Linked DNA regions of Homo sapiens: region 2 is linked to region 1. The links are chromatin loops, found by intact Hi-C in ENCODE. Cell type or tissue: HepG2. All regions are shown on one strand. Each heading gives the region's core, and the rest is flanking DNA. Links, peaks and the distances in the headings are about the cores only.

Evidence for each region. Hi-C counts contacts between places; a loop is a spot of excess contacts. Peaks named below come from ENCODE experiments on the same cell type or tissue, not always from the same donor. Only the 100,000 strongest peaks of a DNase experiment are listed, where the experiment ranks them.
Region 2: it touches region 1 in a loop (16-fold over the local background); 3 of 110 quality-filtered maps call a loop at or near these places.

What each region holds. Positions count from the first base shown.
Region 1 is chr13:91,369,592-91,375,777 of GRCh38, forward strand. No RefSeq gene overlaps it. Among named protein-coding and RNA genes, the nearest start is that of MIR92A1, 21 kb to the left of the region's middle. In HepG2, for the core only: a CTCF peak has its summit at 5,724 (motif pointing right); a DNase peak (open chromatin) is centred at 3,420.
Region 2 is chr13:91,644,429-91,650,614 of GRCh38, forward strand. The region is part of intron 2 of GPC5 (glypican 5); the gene reads left to right. Among named protein-coding and RNA genes, the nearest start is that of GPC5, 250 kb to the left of the region's middle. In HepG2, for the core only: a CTCF peak has its summit at 3,119 (motif pointing left); no DNase peak of the experiment used is centred there.

The sequences.
Region 1 (6,186 bases), core at 844-5,843:
GGTAAACCCACTGGCCATGGGGGTGGGGCACAGTAGATAAAGGAGTTCCTTCCAGAGATCAGAACCAGAGCCTAACCAAGGAATTTACTGTATTCTTGGGAAGGAAGCCTTTTGAATTCCTGCCAAACAATGTCATAGTGATTACTATGTTTCCTAGTCTTTCTTTCCAGAATTGTAGTGTTTATTCCGTTTCTTTATCCTACTCCACCATTTTGCATTGAGATATATGGGATTGTAAGTAACTTGTATATTAGATAATAAACCACTAATTTCTGAAGAGCTAGTTTTAGATCAGGTGGAGAGAAATAAAGATCTCAGATTTTGATCTGGGAACAATAACTGGATAAGCTTTAATTGCATTTTTAGGAGAGAACCTGCTGTGTTCTTTGTATGGGAAGATGGTGCATGTGGATCCTTGGCAGCTCAAGGCCAAAGGCAGAGACTTCTAGTCTTTCTCTAATATACTTTCCCTGTTTTCCTTTAATAGTAAAGCTTCTCAAGTTCTTGCTGAGTGTTTGCCCAGCAAGACACTATAGTTTCCAAGTTTTCTATGTGGATATGTAACGCTGGGTTCTTGACAATGCAATGTAAGGGGAACTGATATATGCAATATCCCAGTCTTGCTCCCTGCTCTCTTTTTTCTCCTTTCCTTAGTTTTGGGTAGACACAGTGCTGGTGAGCCAGTTTTTAATATGTAGTCAAGAGGAAGCTCTTGAGGGGTTCAAAGAGCCCCACATAGAAAACCTGGGTTCCTTACTGTACCCTTGGGAAGCAGAGTCTCCTGCTTGCCCTGAATCCCCTGCCTTCCTCTGGACCGATATGTGAGAGAATAAAATTCTTTTTTTTTTTTTTTCCTTCGAGCTATTGTATTCTTGGTCTTTTTGTTATATCAGCTTAACCTGTTCCCTAACTAAAACAGTCTTCTTTCTCATATTCCTTTCAAATTAAGTATTTTATTTATGACGTGCAACTTTTACAGGATTTCTTTCCCTTGAGCCTCCTCCTCCCATTTTTTTGCAGAGAGAAGAGTTTGCAGAAATCTTTGGCTTCATCTCATTACTCTTTACTGTCATTGCCTGCAGGCAGAGCCCATAATGTAAATGTAAAATTGTGTTTTGCATAAGTTCCCTTGAGTATGTAATTATAATGCATTCCAGGGTGCGCCTAAATAAGAAGACTCTGCTTCTTCTCCATCCTAAGATTGCTTTTGGTGTCAATCACATGGTAAGATATAGACAGAGGCAATAGCAGTAGTAACTAACACTGAATGAGGCAGAGTACAGAATAAAACATTATCCATTTTCATTGCTGATGATCTGGGGAGGATTCACATAATATAGAGGCCCTAAGGGTGGAGTGGGAAAATTCTAATATAATTTGGAGGTGTGCAAAATATTTCATAATGAAATAGCATTTTTGTTCATCTTCAAAAGCACTGTGACTTAGTTCTGTTTTATACTGAACACAGACAATTTACACATCAGTATTTTCTGTTATATCACAAATACTGAACAAAGTGTCAGATACTAGTTTCGATTATTATGTAACCACTAACAACTAACTGTATAACACATATAAAAATCCTTTATATAAATATGCTAAAACCATTTTTAATATAAACATCTATATACTAAAATTTTAAAATATGCATACAAAAGCAGTGATTATAAAAGTGATTGTTGATCAACTATTTTATTGACCCAATTAAAAAATATGTATTTCAAAACTATTATATGAAGCAAAGGTTGAAAATAGATTATCTTAATTGTATTTTAAAACACATATCACAAGATGTGGAGAAATTTGGATTTAGAACCTTTATATAGGAGAAAGTAGTTTGTGAATAATTTAGAAAAATTATTTGCACAACTAAAATAAATAACTTTAAATTCTAAAATAAATACATTTAATTGCTGACATTAACTTAATGCCTTCTGTAAACATATTTTAGAAAAGTAAAGGGTTATAATTGATACTAGAATTGGGAATCAAATTAAGGAAAAAATTAGAAATAAAACATTTTAAATGTTTAATTAATTTAAACCACTTCGACAATTTTTGCCATATCCATTTAACACCTAAAATAATCATTTTATTATATTTCATTTCATTTTTACTTAAATATATTTGATTTTTTAGAAAATAGCATCATGGCTTTACTTGACATAAATACTTTACTCAACACATATCATTTTCTTTAAATAGAAAGGACAGACACATTTATATACATTCAAATAAATACCTACTTAAGTAAAAATGTTCTTAGATGTGCTATCTATAAAATCATCTCACATGGCCCACATACCACACTTTGATTCATGATTGAGATGGCATTGCAGTATATAAAATCTTCTAGTATTCAGGGCATCAATAAATTTAAAATCTATACTTAAAGTCTCATTGCAGCAAAAGTGTGTTCATGCCCTACTCAGTCCATCAGTCAGTGCTAACAATAAGTATGTAATAGATAGGTCTCTTTTTCATCATTTTCAGATACTAACACTCTAGAGCAAACCAATACAACTCATACTGTGTACAGAAGTATGCTGTTATTCATAAGGTTAACTTCACTCCCTAAATAAATGCTCAGAAATCACATTTATCATAGTTAAAGAGATAAAGGCAAATGGTAAGGGCTACCAATAAACTCCATCTCTAAAATTGAATATGTTCAGTAGCAATTATGTTATTAAAAATGCTTTTTTATGCCCAACTTTTCAGGAATGTTATATTTGCCCAACACAATTTAATAATATACTTTACAATTATCTTTGTGAGAAAATAATTATCAGCATGGTCTTTAACACATTTTTTAGGTTTTTGTGATTATGTTTGTGCTTTTCAGGTATTTGTAAATTGCATTTGCACACAGAATTCTCAAAAATTCAAATCCATTTGTTGGTCAGTAAGTACAACAATAAGAATGCCAGCTTATTCCACAAAATATAGTTTACCATTTTATTTGACTATTACACATCTTAGGGAAGTGATTTGGATTTAGAGAGAAAATATTGAGGTAGGGTTTTTCTATCATACAATGTCTTGGATTACCATCTGCTTACAAACATGATTATGGACCCAAATGCTGAGAGGAACTGAGCTTCAAACTCATAGAATTCTTGGAGTTTTGCCCAGATCAAATGTGCTTGATGAGTTTGGACACTATACATGCTTTTAACATACTAAAGCTGAATGATAAAACCTCAGTACTCCGTAAATCTGAATACTTTGTGAACCCACAGGAGTTGTTCAGGGTACGGTATGACTTCTATTGGACAATCTGTGCCCAAAAACTCCTCTATGTTCTGTCAACCCATGCTTTCCCAGTGCACTGAAAGGGATTTGTTTGGCCACATTTGGAGGTGTATTCATTTTCTACTGCTAGGTAATGGATGACTACAAATTGAGCAACATGTAACAACATCCATTTAGCTCAGTTCTGTGGGTCAGAAGTCCAGGCAATTCAAGGCTGGATTCTGCTCAGGTTAACATCAGGGTGTCAGCCAGCTGCGTTTTCACATGGAGTTGAGTGTTCTTTTCCTAATTCGTTGTTGTCACTGGGATAATTTAGGTCTTTGCAGTTGTGGCATCAAAATCCCTGTTTCCCTGCTGGCTATCAGCTGGGACCAGCTCTAAGCTCCTAGAGACTACTCTCACTTCCTTACCAAGAGGTCCCTTCCGTCTCAGCAACTAAAATGCCCTTTGAATCTCTCCAACTTCCCCTGCTATGACCAGCCAGAGAAAACTATGTTTTAAAGGGTCATTTGATGAGGTCTCAACCTCCAAGAGGATGTCTCCATCTCAGGGTTAATGGTATCATTTAACCTAACCTAATCATGTAAAAGACATCAAATTTACAGTTCTGAGGATTATGTAGTGTGAGTACACCTGGGACAGGGAATACTGGGGGACATCTTAGAGTCCTGACTATGACAGAGACCTGTTATTTTCACTTTCAGCTTTTCACATTTCTTTGGTTCTGTCTTCACATTCAACCTTTCGTTTTTCTATATTTTTTCCCCAAAAGAAACTCAGAAAAACTCCAATTGTCACAAAATTAGTCTACATGTAAGAGTGTAAAGGAATACACATATACATAAAAGATGCGTGTTTCTGAGCCTGCAAACATGTTTCAAGGTGATACCAAATAAACTTTGATGCTATTCATCTGGCTCATTGCATACATGGCTTCAACAAAATCATCACTTTATGAAGAAGCATTTTTGTGACATGAGAATAGCTGACTATAGTTATAATAATGAGGATATTATGAATTCAATGAAATTTCTTCCTAATAACAGGCCTGCTGTGTAAGCAAGTAACAGGTTTATTTCAATGCTAATATTTATTTATTTGTAGATGTTCTTTCTACAAATTAAATTTTTTGGGTTCTATGAGAGTAGTATGCAAATAGTGAAAAACTGAAATAATTATTGGTGATTCGCTTGTGTCCACCTATCCTGAAATGCCTTAACTCCCCTTCCTTACCTTAGTACCAATTGGATTCTTATAGTAACTAACTCTGAGCCAAAAGCTTTGATTTATCAAAGCATCGATGAAAAAAATACTTATCAAGAACATAAATAAGGACTTTGGAGGAGCTCACTAAACACCCAGAAATTTATTACCAAATTCCAAATGGCTAATTTTAAACCAGGATAAAGACCAATGAGTGAAAATAAGATATGCAGTGACATAGTGTATTTTAGTGGGAAGAATAATAAAAAGACCTCTGGATAAGCTATTTTATTAACTTATCTGAATCTCAGTTGTTTTTCACTATAAGAGCAGGGTCATGTCCCAACTTCATTGAGTTGTGAGAATTATTTATTAAATGTGTATAGTTTGTAATGTGTTCAGTAAATACCTGTCTTGTCTGAAAGTGAATAAATTAATACATTCTTAACTTACTTTAAAATGGGAGAAGCCACAGTTTAAAAGGAAAGAGAACGTGACATAGACTTAGTTTGATTTTTAAAAATTTGTAGATTCAGCTACAAATACACAAAAACTGCAACAGAGATAGGATAACTAAAATAATACTGGAATACTTAAATAACACTAGAGTAACTTTATGGTTTTGAAACAGAGGGCATTTAACCATGGACTTAGTTTAGGTGGTGGAATAGTTGAGAGAAGTCAGATGGGATGGTATGTCAACCCAGAAATTAGCAACAGCGGGGGGTGGGGCACCATCTCCCTACAATGGAGGAAGAAAGGGAGAATGGAGAATGGAGTGTTCCTGAAACCCAGGTGATAGGGTCATGAAGGAAATGCAGCTACTGGCCAGAGATTCTACCCAAGGCAGAGGGAGGAGTACCCTCGCTCCTTGCTTCCAACAAAAGGTAGATGACATAGGATCCTGATGAAGAGACCACCAAATTTAGAAGAGCAAAAAGGCAACGAGCATTTCTGAGGGCAAACAGGCCATGAACCAGCATTTTAATTGGTGGAACTAAGAGAAAACTAATGGACCAGCAATTCAGATTTTAGGTAATACTGTATTGATTAATTTCTTCCACTTGTCTTAAGTCCATTCTCAGAGCTTCAGAACCACCAACAACAAAAAGAGAGCTGTCAAAGATGGAGACTTATTCCCTAAACTCCTCTCTAACAAGGCTGTAGTGGGGTAGAGGGTGGCGGGGAGTTTGGGGAAGTATAACTGGTGGCCCAAGTTTGGCAGGCTGAGGAACAGTGATCAGAAATATGGGCCTTGCTCTTCCTGGCCACAGGGTGGTGGTATAAGGTATGAAACCACTATTGTCTTACTTTCACTTTTTTCAAATACTGGTTAATTTTGCCTGTCTTCATCACTGCATGTTTGGTATTTTGGAAGGTAGAAGAGTATGTTTTCCAAAGGTGATCACAATAATCTATATCCCATCCTTTGTGCTCTTATTATGGTGCAATGTTGACACTTGTCCATCAGTAGGTGTACAGGTCTATATTTTCTCTTTGAATCTGGGTAGGTCAGTGGCCATGGAAAAGGTGACACTGTGTGACTTTTGAGATAAAAGGGATGAGGCTTCTGCTTGATTCTCTTAAGGTGGAACCAAGCCACCATGCGCTGAGGAAGCTAAGTATCCACATGAAGAACCCGTGTGCTAGGATTCTGGTCATGACCGCAGCAGAGGTCCTACTGAGAGTCAGCATCAACTAAATGTTAATAACTGAGCCTTCAGATGA
Region 2 (6,186 bases), core at 377-5,376, 270 kb after region 1:
TCATGGGAATTTGAAAAATATTATTTCATCATATTACTTGGCACCAGGTATTTCTCTACTTGTTAATCTCCTCTTTTCATTTTCAGTTTTCTGTGATCTCTGCCTCAGTTTCTCTTGGTAGCCTTTTATTTCTTGCATTCGCATCCTTTACTAATCAATATCTATATTTTTCCTGTTACCCTTTGTAACAGGAAGATGTCTTATGTGCTTTATTTACTTATATATGTTTGATGGCAGAGCAATATATTTTTGTTATCTTAACCTGTCTTTTGTTTTAAAACCTTCCTAGCTATTATTAAAAAGCAACTCTTCTGTATTTGTGAAATTCTTTTAAAAAAATAACACCCAGTATACCTTTAAATACCATTTATTTTGTGACTGTGTACAGATACTCTGAAAAAGTCATGGCAAAAAGCACTGGAATGAGTTTTGGCAAAAATTTAAAATGTGCTGTTTATTAGGGAATAATAACTTAAAGACTGTTACTCAACATGAGAAAGATATTTTAAACCAAATTCATTGGGCAATGGTGGATTTAAATGATTGAAGTTCAGTGGAATACCAGGTTTTGTGCTCATAAAGCTGTGTGTTTATATGTTGAAATATGGCTGAATGGAAGAATTGAGAAACTTTGCTTTCATTTCCTGGCTTTACCACTTGTTGCATGACCTTGCCCTGGGATAGACAAAAGGAATCAAGACAAATTGAGTGGGAGGCTACATCTAGAAGAAGCTCTTTCAACAGGTACTTCAGGGACTCAAATTTTCTCCTGTGAGTTTAGTTCAATATCCTGTTTTTTTCTAACTGTTTTGTAGTGCCATCTTTGACCTCAGTATTTTTTATCTTGACTTTGAAACCTGTACTTGATTTCACCCTTACTGCCCCCGATTTTACCTTTGAATTTAACTTCTCTGTTTCTCACTTGGGCTTAGTGATGTGGTCTTGACTTTCATCAAGCTTTTCTTGGTCATTGTTTTATACCCTAACTCCATAAACTTGACACTTAAATATAGCTAAACTTCAGTTAATCTCCTCAGTATAGATCAGGGGGAAGAACCAGACACTGCCCCTCTTCCTGACAGTAGGACCCTCAAGTCCCTTTGTTACTAGCTACTTCATGAGAATTTATGACCTCATTACAATTTATTCTAAATGACTACAAATTTACGTAAGATAGTGTGAGGTCACTTTGAGAAAGGATTTCCTTATCCTACTACTACGTTATGTATTACTGAAATTTTTACATGAAAACTGAAGTCTAGTCAGTCATCCACATTTATTTGTATGTATCTGTGGGATGCCCACTTTGTCCTCTATGCTGATGTTTCTCAAACTTTAGCATACAAAAAAATCACCTGGAGATCTGGTTGTAATGCAGACTTCTGGGTCAGAGACTCTGATTCAGCATATCTGGGGGATCCACAAATTTGCACTTCTGACAAGTCCTCTGGTAACATTAATGGTGTTCTTCTGACACACTTTGGATAGCACTGATGCAGACCAAGATTCCAGGTGATCATTGGCCCAAATGACTGGGTAACATGTTGGTAGCAGGTAACACACAGGTCAACCTCATTCATTTCCTAAGGAAAAATAAAAATAAAGCAAGAATATTGTAGTTCTTTGGTTTCCAAATGCTGTATTAAACATACGTATATGAAAGAGGAGTGGCTAAACTCAGCAGTGGCTCTCATAAAAATGGTTTTCAAATCTGTAGCCCAGAAACCTTATATTAGGAAAAAAGATGGTTCAGGTTATTTGAAGCAAAGTACCCTAAAAATTGATCTTTCCCTAAAATATGCAACCTGTTATCTTTAACAAATATTCATTTTAAAGCCATTTTAAGGATTCCTGATTTGGAAAAGGAACCCTTCTTATGGTTGGATGAAAATATATATTTTTTTAACATTTAAGGAAATGTGTTTTTACTGTTTGTTGTTATATGTAAAATTTACAATGAAATAAATTTTGTGTTATGGTTATCAGTATAATTTATACATCAGAAAATTAAATATGATTATACTATATATATAGTTATCTACATTTAGATACCTATCCAAAATTGTTATGATTTTAAATAATTAAGAATATAAATTATATTTTTTAAATGACAAAATGAAATAAAGAACTGCAAATTCTTGATCTAACATAATGGTTTAATGGCTTTATTTTCTTCAGTCAATAAAATATTTAATGAGCACATACTGTTAGCCCAGCAAGCAGGTAGGTAATCTGATACATAAAAGACATAGAAAGGTTGATTCTACCTTAAATATATGCTTCTGGTATAGCATATAAAAAGTCCCAAATCTACTCTACAAGACAACATGATCTAGGTGTTTGGGAAAGGATATAAATGTGATCAGAAACAAGACTTCAAAGAGGTATAGAATTCATGAGAATGTGTGCATGTGTCTGTCACAGAGCATGGGTGGATGTATGTAAAAGTGGAGAAGAATTAGGAAGCTTCTGTAATTCAAGTTATCAGTCATCATCAGACACTTTGAAAATATTAACTTTATTTTAATCTTTTATAACATCCATAAAATCATTATTATCCATTAAAAATAAGATATTAAAACAAGGTAATGAAATAAAATATTTATAAGAGAAACAACTTGCTAAGGATAATATATATATGCGTGTGTGTGTGTGTGTGTGTGTGTGTGTGTGTGTGTGTGTGTGAAATACATACCTATGGCATTCATTCATGTAATATTTAAGGGCTTACCCTGTTTTTTTTGTGCAGGGTATACATGTGGCAAACATTAATAAATATAATGTGCACCTCTGTATAAATCAGCCATGAAAGATGCTGATTGCTTCATGGAAAAAGTGCATGGTGAAGTTCTATAGGTTAGCACTGTCATCGACAGCAGGTTTCACATTCCACGCTTGACCCTGTTATTAAACCGATGTTTCTTGTCGTTATTTAAAACAAAAAGTTATCTCTGAATGTTTTATTTAATAGAACCTTTTAGATTTACATTCTATGTGTAGTAGTGATGGCAATGGCCTTGCAGACCTCCAACTCCAGCAAGCTGACCTGACTGAGGGCCCAGGCCCAGAGCTCTGACATCATTTCTGCATTCCTCCTGAGGCCACACCTTTCCGTGCTGCCCCCTGTCGGGCATCTGTGATGTGGCAGGGATGCTAAGTCTGGCCTGTTCCTAGGAAAAACGGGACTTCCATGACTACTGACTTTGGCTCCAGGCTGCCCTTACAGTTTTGCTGAATCTTCTTTAGACTACACAGCAGACTAGAACCTTTCCTCTAACCCTCCCTTCCTCTCTCCTGCAGCCTGGGTCATGCCTGTAGCATGGTCTGAAAGCTCTGCCAGCATTTCCTGGCTCCCTCTCAATTTTCTTTCATTGGCACATCCCCTAATAACATTCTTGCAAATTAGTCATTCCCATCTTGGCATCTGTTTCCTAGAGGACTCTTTCTAACACACTGTATAAGGGACTATACAACTATCCTCTAAAGAAACATATACACTTAAGTAAATTTGAGGCCAATAATGAGAGCCTGTAATCCTGTTCTCTGATTGCAGAGTCAGTCATGAAATTTGAAAGGTAATTGCTGCTGCTGCTAAAGGAGCCTCCTCTGTGTTGCTTTCTTTAAATTGTTACTCACTCAGTGGTGATCCCTTTTTCTTAGAACTTCTTAATAAGATTATATACTAGTGTTGTATGCTAGTATGAAAAATACTTTAGCATACACAGTGCTATCCTGATTCCAGGATGCTTCCCTTTAGCCTTTTCATTCATTTATCAAACATTTATTACAAATTGATTTTATGTCAGGCATGATCCTAGACACTGGAGCACATGTGCAATGTGTTGGGCATAAAGATTTATTGGAAGAGTGGCACTGTTTATCTTTCCATGAAAAGCAAAATGATACTGTTTTTAATTGTATTAAGACAGGTTTTTTTTTTCCTGGAGTGGAGAAGTGAATTAAGTGCCATTTAAAAACTAAAGTAAAATATGAGATTGTCACTCTTACATCTTAAACAACAGAAAATTCAGCTGTATTTTTTGATATATATAAATTGATTCTTCTTGAAACAATGATCCATAAGGCCTTTTAAGTTTCAGATTACTTTTATTATTTTATTTTATAACATATTTATTGTAAAAAGTAGAAAGTATAGGCTCACAGAAACAAAAAAATTAGTAAATTTTCTATAACTCTGGCATCCAGAAATAGTTACTGTTAACTTTTTACTGTATAGTCTTACAGATTTTTTTGCCATAAAACATACATACACATGCATGCACACACACACGTACACTCAGATATATTACCACCATTGATTTTCTCATAAATTTATTGAGCATCTTTCCTGTGCCAGGCATTGTGTGTGAGGACTGTGGAGACAGAGCAAAAGGAAAACATCCTTCCCACTATGAGAATCAGTACAACTTGAGAATCAGTACAGTGCGGTATCAAGAGTGTGGACTCTGAATATGGGATGGCTGTGTCCCCACCCAAATCTCATCTTGAATTGTAGTTCCCATAATCCCCATGTGTCATGGGAGGGACCCAGTGGGAGGTAATCAAATAATGGGAGCGGTTACCCCCATGCCGCTGTTCTCATGGTAGTGAGTGAGTTCTCATGAGATTTGATGGTTTCATAAGGGGCTTTTCACCCTTTGCTTGGCACTTATCCTTCCTGCCACCGTGTGAAGAAGGACCTGTTTGCTTTCCCTTCTTCCATGGTTTTAAGTTTCCTGAGACCTCCCCAGCGCTGTGGAACTGTGAATCAACTAAACCCCTTTGCTTTATAAATTATCCAGTCTCAGGCAGTTCCTTATAGCAGTGTGAGAATGGACTAATACAACTCTTGAGTGAGGCCATTGGGTGACATCTTTCTCTGTTCTGTACCATCCTCTACATTGGATATACCACATTACACAGCTGGGACTGGTTTCACATCTTTAAAATGGAGTAATAACAATAACTACTACACACGTTTCTTGTGAATATACAAGCTCTTATTCAGCACAGTGTCCAGGCTATAGAAAGTGCTGAGCCATTGTTATTACTACACTACTAGTTGCCTCTTTCTGATATTACTTAGAGATCACTAACTGCCATGAAATTAATCAATTCTCAGTGCTATTCATTCTGGATTATGCTGAAAACTGCCCTTGTGACTGAAAACAGGACTTATATTTGCAATCCCAGTGTGTTGTTCCGTCCACAGCATGTTACGATGCAGAGAATGTCTATATTGATCAGCAGTCCCAGGGGCCTTTTGTTTACCTGAGTTATAGCATCTCTGTAGCATGACTGGATAAATCTTTTATGTGGCTGCCCTTCACCCCAGTGCCCTTCTCAAATGCATTTTAGTATACTCCACATGGCTTGTATTCTTCTGATCATCTCAAACATATCACCTACATTCCCAGGCAGTCAAAAGTCACCAGAAACTTAATTTATTGCTACTGATTACTATGTTCAAATTTATAAAATACATAGATTTTTTTAAAAATTTATTTTGAAATAATTGTAGACTCACAGGAAATTGTAGAAAATGGCACATAGAGTCCCATTATCCCTCTACACAACTTCCTTCAGTTGGTGACATTTCACACACTGTAGTGCAATACAAAACTGGAACATGGACAAGGGGACATACTCTGAACTGGACTGCAAATCTTATTCAGTATTTAACAATTTTCATGTGTACTTGTGTGTATGTATATGAAGTATGTATGTTATATAAACATACAATTTCATTGTATGTTTCAGTTTGTGTGATCATTACCAGAATGAAGATATAGTACTAATATATTACCTAAAAGGGACAGTGTCATCCTACCCTTCATCAATATACCCATCTCTCACTTGTGTCCATGTCTCCAACTACCAATCTGTTATTCATCTTTATAGTTTTGTCATTTCAAGAAGGTATACAAATAGAATCTTGTAGTATGTAACCTTATAGTATGTAAACTTGTAGTATATATTTTTTTCACAAAATATACTTCTTCATTCTGCCTTTATTTTATCTTTACTGTATACCAAGATCATCTTTGTTTAACTAGCTTTCTCATCTGTTTTCAATTGTTCTTTTATGTAGAAAAACAAAACAAAATGAAAACAAAACAAGATGAGTAAACTTTGAAGAAAAGTAAAATTTCCTGGAGAATATAAAATATACTTGAAGAAACTTAG